2 separate regions of the Homo sapiens genome follow, and region 1 is linked to region 2. Evidence: read pairs that join two places in POLR2A ChIA-PET (ENCODE). Cell type or tissue: PC-9. All regions are shown on one strand. Each heading gives the region's core, and the rest is flanking DNA. Links, peaks and the distances in the headings are about the cores only. Region 1 overlaps COL26A1 (collagen type XXVI alpha 1 chain). Region 2 overlaps COL26A1 (collagen type XXVI alpha 1 chain).

What was found. ChIA-PET counts read pairs that join two places held together with the same protein. Peaks named below come from ENCODE experiments on the same cell type or tissue, not always from the same donor. Only the 100,000 strongest peaks of a DNase experiment are listed, where the experiment ranks them.
Region 1: POLR2A ChIA-PET joins it to region 2 with 42 read pairs; 4 of 35 experiments call an interaction of 5 or more read pairs at or near these places.

The regions. Positions count from the first base shown.
Region 1 is chr7:101,468,150-101,473,519 of GRCh38, forward strand. The region is part of intron 3 of COL26A1 (collagen type XXVI alpha 1 chain); the gene reads left to right. Among named protein-coding and RNA genes, the nearest start is that of LINC01007, 98 kb to the right of the region's middle. In PC-9, for the core only: no CTCF peak of the experiment used is centred there; no DNase peak of the experiment used is centred there; H3K27me3 peaks cover 2,082 bases.
Region 2 is chr7:101,399,325-101,404,694 of GRCh38, forward strand. The region is part of intron 1 of COL26A1 (collagen type XXVI alpha 1 chain); the gene reads left to right. Among named protein-coding and RNA genes, the nearest start is that of COL26A1, 39 kb to the left of the region's middle. RefSeq lists an enhancer at 1,680-2,207. In PC-9, for the core only: no CTCF peak of the experiment used is centred there; a DNase peak (open chromatin) is centred at 2,977; H3K4me3 peaks cover 326 bases.

The sequences.
Region 1 (5,370 bases), core at 143-5,142, 69 kb after region 2:
AAAATTAGCCGGGCATGGTGGTGCACGCCTGTAATCCCAGCTACTCAGGAGGTTGAGGCAAGAGAATCGCTTGAACCCGGGAGGTGGAGGTGCAGCCAGCCAAGATCACACCACTGCACTCCAGCCTGGGCAACAGAGCAAGACTCAGTCTCAAAAAAAAAAAAATAAAAGAAATTATTTTGCAGCTGCTTTTTATTAAAAGGAAACCCTTACCAAGGACTCTCTTACCCCCACTATCTGCCTAAAGAATTTCTTTCTAGCTCTTTTATCACTTTGTAAGTGACCTGCCCATCCGTTTCTCTTCTGGAAATAGGGTCATAGGAGTAGCCCTGCTGGGGAAGGGGCACCTTGGAGGTCTCTGCTCCCCGAGGCAGGGCTCCGTGCCGCCAAGCAAGGCCTCCGTAACGACCCACTGAGCCCTGGTTATCGTAAACTTCCTGCAGAAGGGGGCTTACCTTCCCATGATGCCATGTCTAGACACAAGGTCAGGTATAAGTTATGGAGATGATGTAGCATGTTCGGTGGTTAAACCGTAAAACTTTAATGAGAGATTTCTGTGTCTTGAACATGTGCTGGGGAAACTGTGGGAGGAGGGAGGGGGAGACGCATTCACTTCCTTTCCACTTCTTCTCTGGCCATCTGTAGGGGTGCAGGCACCGCCCTGGAGGCCAAGCCCTTGGCGCTCAGCTGAGATTTGGTGTCAGTGAGTGGCCTCCACCAGACCTGGCAGTTCCCAGGCCTGGCTCCCATTAAGCAGCTAGATGGAGCTCTGCCCTGCTGCACCGGGTGGACCTTGGCCAAGTCACAGCCTCGCAGGGCCTCGGTTTTCTCATCTGTGAAATGGGGTTGGGAGAGAGACTCTCCCAGCACAAATGTTTCCATCTCCTGATCTTCTATGATCTGGCAGAGCGCATCAGCAGACACGCATGTTGAGCAGAAGGAATGCCTCTCTGAGTTTCAGACCTGCCTCGTGGGGCCCTGGGGACACTGTAGGGCAGAGGAATAGCTTTATGGACTGTAAAGTGCTGTGCAGACACACAGCCCTCCTGGAAATTCTGGGGGTCTCTCTCTGAAAAGGGGTGAAAGCTATGCTGGTAGCTATTTAGGAGATATCTTTGTGGAAAAGGAAATGGAGACTGCTGTGGTTTTTTTTCTGACTCCAAATACATTGCTCCAATTCTCTGACACCACCACCATTCCATTCAGACACTACTGGGAGTTAGAGCAGACCCCAGAGTTTAAGGGCTCAAGACCATAAGACTGCTCCCACGTCAGATGCCGGCCATAAACGGGGTGCCCAGTTTACCTGCACTTATGCAAATTCAAGGGTTTACACGATTTCTCTCTTTTTTTTTTTTTTTGAGACAGAGTTTTGCTCTTTTCGCCCTGGTGTGCAGTGGCACGATCTTAGCTCACTGCAATCTCCGCTTCCTGGATTCAAGCAATTCTCCTGCATCAGCCTCCTGAGTAGCTGGGATTACAGGCGTGTGCCACCATACTCAGCTAATTTTTGTATTTTTAGTAGAGATGGGGTTTCACCATATTGGCCAGGTTGGTCTCGAACTCCTGGCCTCAAGTGATCCGCCCACCTCAGCCTCCCAAAGTGATGGGATTACAGGCGTGAACCACCGCGCCCAGCTGGTGTCCACGATTTCTGCCTCATGTTTGGTAATTCGCTAGAACCACTCACAGAACTCAGGAAAGCACTTTGCTGATGGTTACCATCTTATTGTAAAGGAAACACTTGAGTAGCAGCCAACTGGGAGAGATGCACGTGAAGTGGCGTCGCTGTCTGGGGTAAATACTCAAGATTCGTTGTCTCACGACCATGGGCAACTAGGACACAGACACACAAAGAATGATGGTCAGTGCAGAAGTTGAATCAGCGAAAGCAAGAGAAGAGCTCTCTCTGCTGCAGAGAGAGGGGTCCCGGAGAAATGGATTGCCTTTTTTTTTGTTTTTTTTTTTTTTTCGAGACAGAGTCTGGCTCTGTCATCCAGGATGGAGTGCAGTGGTTCGATCTCACTGCAACCTCTGCCTCCCAGGTTCAAGCGATTCTACTGCCTCAGCCTCCTGAATAGTTGGGATTACAGGCGCGCACCGCCATGTCCAGCTAATTTTTTGTGTAGGGAGGGGGTTTCACCATGTTGGCCAGGCTGGTCTTGAACTCCTGACCTCAGGTGATCCGTCCACCTCGGCCTCCCAAAGTGCTGGGATTACAGGCATGAGCCACCACGCCCAGCCCCGGGTAGCCCTTTTCTATTGGCATAGCTGCCGGCATTCACCCCTGCAAGCTTCTGTCTTTCTTCTCTATGTCTGCTGCTTGATTTTTCAGGCTGCTCTTTGTTAGAAAAGAAATGATTTGGGGGCTGCTTTTTGTTAAAAGGGAAACCTTGCCAAGGACTGTATCGCCGTTGCTCTCTGCCTAAATAATCTCTTTCTATCTCCTGTATCACATAGGCCAGTATGGAGGGTGGGGACGGGATGTAGAGCTTCTCTATCTTTTCTGAGTATCCGCTGTCCCAGAACATTCAGGTGCTTACCAACCTGGAAGCTCCATAATCTCCACTGTTAGGGTTTTTATATGGGGTCTCGTTACATAGGCTCGATTGATTACATCATTGGCCATTGTTGATTAACACAATCTCATCTTTCTTCTCTTCCTGGGGGTCAAGGTTGGAGCTGAAAGTTCCCACCCTCTAGTCACGTGGCTGGCTTCTCTGGCCCCCACCCTCTCACCCTGAAGCTGTCTAGGGGCCCAGCAGGGATCACCTCACTTAGCATAAACTCAGATTTGGGGGAAAGAGGCTTGTTATGAATAACAAAACACACTCCTATCACTCAGGAAATTCCAAGGGTCTTAGGGGCTCCACGCTAGCAATTTCAACAAAGACCAAATACATATATTTTATTATACCACAGACACAGAGGCCTTTGGAGCTGAGGCTGGATGCTACTCTGTGTACTGAAGACACTCACTCGGGCCTTAAGGTCAAGGTACAGGAGGCCCTGATTTCCAGCAATGACATTTCACAGTGCCAGCCCCCACGTGCCATAATATCTGTTCCCATGCAATTAAGCATAAGGGCTTTATACTTGCCTTGTGCACATGGCTGAGCAATGGCAGAGATTTGAATAGGGTGGCTGATGTGGAGCCACATCACGATACACCCTGTGTGAGTGTGTTACCGGAAAGGAGTGTCATCTAGACTCCCAATAGTGGGTTCTTGGATCTTACACAGGAAAGAATTCAGGGTGAGTTGCCGAGTATAGTGAAGCTAAGATAATGTATTAGAGACTACTCAATTACAGAATAGGCTATCCTCAGAAAGCAGAAGGAATACACTCACGTCAAATACAATGCTTGCTTAAATAGAATAACAGAGCTAAGAATAATGTTTTGTTGTTGTTGTTGTTGTTTGTTTTTTTTTTTTTTTTTTTTTTTTTTGAGACAGAGTCTCACTCTGTTGCCCAGGCTGGAGTTCAGTGGCACAGTCTCAGCTCACTGCAACCTCCACCTACCGAGTTCAAGCGATTCTCCTGCCTCAGCCTTCAGAGTAGCTGGGACGATAGGCACGCACCATCGTGCCTGGCTCATTTTTGTATTTTTAGTAGAGATGGGGTTTCACCATGTTGGCTGGGCTGGTCTCCAACTCCTGACCTCAAGTGATCTGCCCACCTTGGCCTCCCAAAGTGCTGAGATTACAGGCATGAGCCGCTGCGCCCGGCCAGAATAAGGTCTTACATGCTTTATTCCAAAGGTTTGTGATCAGGTTGTGACAGGCAATTAGTATTGCTATTCTCTTGTGTAACTGTTGATTTCAGCAAGAATTAATAGGTATGCTATTATCTTTAAAGCAAAACTTTTTTTTTGAGACAGGATCTTACTTTGTCACCCAGGCTGGAGTGCAGTGGTATAAACATGGCTCACTGCAGCCTCAACCGCCCAGGGTCAAGCTATCCTCCTGCCTCAGACCGCCAAGTAGCTAAGACTATAGGCATGCGCCATCACGCCTGGCCAGTTTCCAAATTTGTTTATAGAGATGATGGTTTCACCACGTTGCCAGGCTGGTCTGGAACTCCTGAGCTCAAGCAATCTGCCGACCTTGGCCTCCCAAAGTGCTGGGATTACAGGTGTGAGCCGCTGTGCTCAGCCTTGAAACTTATTTTTAAACTAAGGATGTTTTTTCTTCTTAAGATATCAGGGCATCAGGACATCTCTTTAAGTTCGAGGTCTTATTTAGTTAGTTAACTCATCCCTTCCACCATAAACACCCTGTAACCAAGAGTGCCTAACTTCCTGGGAATGTAACCTACCAGGTTTGGCTTTATTTGGCCATTATTCAAGATGGAGTCACTCTGGTTGAGACTCCTCCAACAGGTGGATCCATTCCGCCATGGAGGGGTTGTGCTAAGCATGTATGGACTGAGGCCATCCTGGTAGGTGAGGACCATGTAGCTCAGGTCATGCACATTGCGCCTCGGGAAAATGCCTCCCAGGAGAGCATGGAGCAGCTGGGATGAGGACAGCCCTTCCCTCAGCCAACTGTTCCACCATCAAATCGCATTTACGAAGTGCCCACATGCTCTTAGGAGCCCATAAACACCGCAATCTGTGGCTCTAACCCTCACTCCTTCCAGTCGAAGTGTTGTGGGGCCCCAGGGGACCTCCGGATCTGCAGAGGGGGTGCACTTGTCTCTGGGTCTCCTGTTCCCACAAGAACCACCTAAAGCATTGCCTGCGTTTCCCCGACATGGCGTTGGAATGTTCCAGAATCCCTGAGCCTTGCTGTGCCTTTGTAGTTATTTATTGCCTGGGCCTCTCATTCAGTGCTTCTCTTACAGGCTTGGAGTTTTCTTCTTTTTTTCTCAATTGCCTATATGTTTATCTTCCCAACTGGTTTATGAGCTGACTATGGGTTGCATCTTTTTTTTTTTCTTTTTTTTTGACACGGAGTCTCACTCTGTCGCCCAGGCTGGAGTGCAGTGGCACAATCTCTGCTCACTGCAAGCTCCACCTCCTGGGTTCACGCCATTCTTCCGCCTCAGCCTCCCGAGTAGCTGGGACTACAGGCGCCCGCCACCACGCCTGGCTAATTTTTTGTATTTTTAGTAGAGACAGGGTTTCACCATTCACCGCATGGTCTTGATCTCCTGACCTTGTGATCCGCCCACCTCAGCCTCCCAAAATGCTGGGATTACAGGCGTGAGCCACTGCGCCCGGCCTGGGTTGCATGTTTTGCTGCCGCTTTTTGGTCTGCTAGGACCCCACCCAGAGGAGAACAAACACTGGGGCTTGGCACCACCTGCAGTCAAACCTGGTCCCACCACCTCTAGTTGTGAAGTTTTGGACAAGGGCTCATACAGGCA
Region 2 (5,370 bases), core at 236-5,235:
TATTCTTTCTAATGAGCTTTCTTTCCCTTTGTCTCTCTCTTCTTTCTTTCTTTCTGAAGCACGATCTCAGCTCACTGGAACCTCCATCTCCTGTGTTCAAGCAATTCTCCTGCCTCAGCCTCCTGAGTAGCTAGGATTACAGGTGTGCACCACCACACCTGGCTAATTTTTGTATTTTTAGTAGATATGGGATTTCACCATTTTGCCCAGGCTGGTCTTGAACTCCTGACCTCAGGTGATCCTCCTGCCTCGGCCTCCCAGAGTGCTGGGATTACAGGTATAAGCTACCACACCTGGCTAAATTTTGTATTTTTAATAGAGACAGAGTTTCACCATGTTGCCCAGGCTGGTCTCAAACTCCTGACCTCAGCTGATCCTCCTGCCTCAACCTCTCAGAGTGCTAGGATTACAGGCGTGAGCCATTGTGCCCCGCCTTCATTCTAATTTTGAACATGCATTCCCATGGGAAATAATCTGATCACAAAATATGTTAGAAACAACATAAGAATCATAAAGTTGTTTCTTCCAATACACAGTTTATGTATAATTAGTTCTTCCATGGCCCCCGCTGCCCCTGGCCTTCCCAGATATTTACTTATCACCCACTCAATGCCAGATGCTGCCGCAGAGATCCAAGTTGAGTAAGTCTCTGCTCTCAGGGAGAGAGAGACAGTCATGTCCGGGGGTGGTACAGTGGCTGCGAGTGCTGTGGGCAGAGTTGGAGGAACCAAAGGGCGGGGACCAAATCTGTGCAGAGGGGACAGCAAATATTTGAGAGTGAAGGGGCCACTTGAGCAGGATGTGGAAGACGAGTAGGTGGCCCTCAGGGAGGCAGGGGTGGGGAGGGGAGTAGGCATTCTAGACTTTGGTGGGCTAAAGGCCCAGATGTGGAGAGAGGCATGGCTCAGCCTAGGGCTCAGGGGTTCAGGAGCGCAGGGAGATCCTTGCAGAAGGCCTGGTGGGCTCGGTCATGGAGTGGGCTTTGTCCCTTCCAGACCTCAGTCCACACTGCCTTTCTTTTTTTTCCTATTTTTTTTTTTTTTTTTTTTTTTTTTGAGATGGAGTCTCACTCTGTCACCCAGGCTGGAGTGCAGTGGCACGATCTCGGCTCACTGCAACCTCCACCTCCTGGATTCAAGTGATTGTCCTGCCTCAGCCTCCTGAGTAGCTGGGATTGCAGGTGCCCGCCACCACTCCTGGCTAATTTTTGTATTTTTATTTTATTTTATTTTTTGTTTGTTTATTTGTTTTGAGATGGAGTTTCGCTCTTGTTGCCCAGGCTGGAGCGCAATGGTGCGGTCTCAGCTCACTGCAACCTCTGCCTCCCAGGTTCAAACGATTCTTCTGCTTTAGCCTCCCGAGTAGCTGGGATTACAGGTGCACATCACCATGCCCAGCTAAGTTTTGTATTTTTAGTAGAGACCGGGTTTCACCATGTTGGCCAGGCTGGTCTTGAACTCTTGACCTCAGGTGATCCACCCACCTTGGCCTCCCAAAGTGCTGGGATTACAGACATGAGCCACTGCGCCCGACCCACACCGCCTTCCTTCCTTCACTTGTTCATTCAGTAAATACCACTGATGTGGGCCCTGCGCTAAACCCGAACGAGGGGTGGGGAGATGCGGAGACGGGAGTTCAAGGGCCTGTGGTCTCTCTGCAGGCTGCAGTTACACGGGTCAGGTGGACAGCAGCACGTCTGCACAGGTGTGTCCCGTGTGAGGCTGCATTTGGCTGGAAGTTGTCACCGAGTCCCTGGCTTGGGGATGATTTTGCAGACCCAGGGATGGCGCTGTCATACCAGCTCTTTGCAGAACTACCTGCCTGGAGAAGGCATAGGGGTAAGGCTTTCCCTGATCCTTCAAGCCGTCTGGACAGTGGAGACCAGCCCCAGAGGATTGTAGAACATGACGAGGCCTTTGACTCTGCCTGCCTAGCCTCCCAGTCACTGGGCTTCTGGACAAGAGGCAGCACTGCTCTGAGCTTCCTACCAGTGATGATGAGGGTGATGATGAAAGCTATGTCAGCGGGATGGTCTCTAAAGCCTCTCCCAGCTCTAATCCTGCCAGGAGGAGGAGGAAGAAGAAGAGGAGCAGGAGGTGGAGGAGAAGGAGAAGGAAGAGAAAGAGGAGAGAAGGAAGAGGAGAAGGAGGAGGAGGAAAAGGAAGACTAGAAGAAGGAAGAGGAGGGGGAGCAGGAGGACAAAGAGAAGGAGGAGGAAGAGGAAGAGTAGGAGGAAGAAGAGAAAGAGGAGGAGGAAAAGGAGGAGGAAGAGGAAGAGTAGGAGGAAGAAGAGGAAAAGGAGGAGGCAGAAGAGGGAGAGGAGGAGGTGGAGGAGGAAGAGGAGGAAGAAGATGTTGGAGGCTGAGGAGGAGGAAGAGTAGGAGGTAGAGGAAGAGGAGGAGAAGGAAGAGAAGGAGGAGGAAGAGGAGGAAGAGGAGGAGGGAGAAGAGGAGGAGGAGGAGGAAGACCCTGGAGAGGGATGGACCCTGCAGCAATTTCCCAACTGGGCCCCAACCCAGGACACCACCTCTTGTCTCCAGCGGAAAGCTGCAGGATCTGGTGGTGTCGAAGCCACGTTTCCTCTCTGCCTGCTGGGGGTTACGTGAACTGCCAAAAATTCCTACCTTGAAAGGTAGGAAGAAATGTCAGACTTGGAAAGAAATGATCCAACATAAAAGGCAGACTTCATTACCAGCCGGGTTTATTTCATTCTCCCCTGGATTCGGAGTGGCTTCAAATTCTCCCGGGCCTGACCTTTGCAGGGGAACTGAGGAATTTCTCAGAGATGCCAAGACAGCAGTGTGTGGCGGGGGTGCCACCGGCTGCCGGACAATTAGTCCCAGAGCCTGGTCCTTTGGAAAAGGTGTTCTGCTGGTGGAGACTCGCTGGGCTGTGATGTGATCGTGTCGGATGCCAAATTCCACAGTCAGTCCCTTTCAGCAGTCACATTCCTTAGATTCTTATCAGGGATTTTCCCCCCCAAGTGAACACTGGGAACCAGCCTCCCCGCTGATTGCAGGAGGATGGGAGGAAATTAAAAGCAGGAATCCTGGCGGTTGTCCTGGTTCGTCACCAGCTTGCCGTGCCAGCTTGAGCCCTTCCCTTCCCCTTTCCCCTTCTCTGGGCCTCGGTTTTCTCACCTGTAAAAAGGGGGTTGGGGCGGGATGATCTTTCCAAGGCCTCTGGCTGTGAAAATTCTATTTTCTCTTTCTTTTCTTCTTTCTTTCTCTTTTTCTTTCTTTCTTTCTTTCCTTCATTCTTTTTTCTTCCTTCCTTCTTTCCTTTCTTCTCTTTCTCTTTCTTTCTCCCCTCCCCTCCCTCCCTTCCTTCCTTCCTTCCCTCCCTCCCTCCTTCCCTCCCTCCTTTCACTGCTTCCTTTCATTTCTTTCTCTCTTTCTCTCCTTCTTTCCCTTCCTTCCTCCCTCCCTCCCTCCCTCCCTTGCCCCCTTTCCTTTCCTGTCCTGTCCTTTCCCTCCTCTCCCCTCTCCTCCCCTCCCCTTTCCTTTTCTTTCTTTCCTCTATCTTTCCTCTTCCTTTCTTTGACAGGGTCTTGCTCTTTTGCCCAAGCTAGAGTGTGGTGGTGCAATCTCAGCTCACTGCAGCCTTGACCTCCGGGGCTCAAGAGATGCTCCCACCTCAGCTTCTCGAGTAGCTGGGATTAGTCACGTGCCACTATGCCCAGCTAATTTTTAAATTTTTAGTAGAGATGGGGTCTCGCTGTATTGCCCAGGCTGGTCTCAAATTCCTGGCTTTAAGCAATCCTCCCTCCTCAGCCTCCCAAAGTGCTGGGATTACAGTCATGAGCCACTGCGTGTGGCCGGCAAAGTCTTAATAATTCTCCATTCAAGTCCATAGAGAGATGGTTTCAGGGGACAATAGACCTAAACAAAATTCTGTCTTCACAGAGTGGGAGATGCTTGTGGGACAGTTGCTGCAGTGGGAGATTAGGAGTGGGGGCCTTCTTGTGTGTCCCCTCCTTCATGGGGGAGCATTCCTCCCCCTGAAATGGTGCAGCTCTACTAAGTCTCTACTAAAAATACAAAAATTAGTGGGGTGTGGTGGTATGTGCCTGTAATCCCAGTTAATTGGGAGGCTGAGGCAGGAGAATCACTTGAGCCTGGGAGGCAGAAGTTGCAGTGAGCTGAGATTATGCTACTGCACTCCAGCCTGGGAGACAGAGTGAGACTCTGCTTCAACAACAACAACAAAACAAAACAAAACAAAAAAACTTTTTGTAGAGACCAGGTCTTGCTATATTGCCCAGGTTGGTCTTGAACTCCTGGCCTCAAGTGATGCTCCTGCCTCGACCTCTCAAAGTGCTGGAATTGCAGCATGAACCACCGTGCCCAGCCTAAACCATCTTTTCAATGGCAGTCCTCTTCTCTTCTGTTGGCCCACATTTTAAAACAGCTTTTATGAGAGTGCCATTTATTCAGAAAAAAAGACTCCAGGATTATCCTGGTTAAATTTCAGATTAAAGCCTGATCCAGGCCGGGCACGGTGGCTCACGCCTGTAATCCCAGCACTTTGGGAAGCCTAGGCGGGCAGGTCACTTGAGGTCAGGAGTTCGAGACCAGCCTGGCCAACATGGTGAAACCCTGTCTCTACTAAAAATATAAAATTTGCCGGTGTGCTGGTGGGCACCTGTAGTCCCAGCTACTTGGGAGGCTGAGGCAGGAGAATCGCTTGAACCAGGGAGGTGGATGTTGCAGTGAGCCAAGATCATGCCATAGCACTCCAGCCTGGGCAACAGAGCTATGCAAGAAGAGAAGCTGTGTCCTTATTTCTGGACACAGTTGTGTGAGGTTGTGAAGCCTGGAGCGGTGGCAGCCATCTTAGAGCCATGAGGCAAGACAGCCTGGGGAAGGCAGAGCAGGAGGCAGGGTCTTTGACTGTGTGATGCTGCCTAATTAGCCAACTCTGCAGCCACTCACTTCTCAATATGTGAAATCTTAAGTGACCTGGTTGTTCAAGCCCAATTTATCAGTAGGGTTTTTACAACGCATCTGAAAGCATCCTCGCCAAAACAACCTGCTGTCAAAACATACTATCAAGGCGTGAGAATGTGAGACCGGGAGACACTTGGTGTCCTGGTTGCACCATTTACCCTCCCCCCCCAAATGGCTTTGGGCAAATCTCAATGCCACAACCTCAGTTTTCCATCTACAAAGTAGCAGTTCACCTTCCCAGGGGAGCCAGAAGTCCCAAAGACAATAGCACCGATATGAATGTAAATTTGTGGACTGCAAACTTCTAAGCATAGCAGATGTTACCATTAAACTATAAATAGGCCAGGCACAGTGGCTCATACCTGGAATCCCATCTCTTTAGGAGGCTGAAGTAGGAGGATTGCTTGAGCCCAGGAGCTCA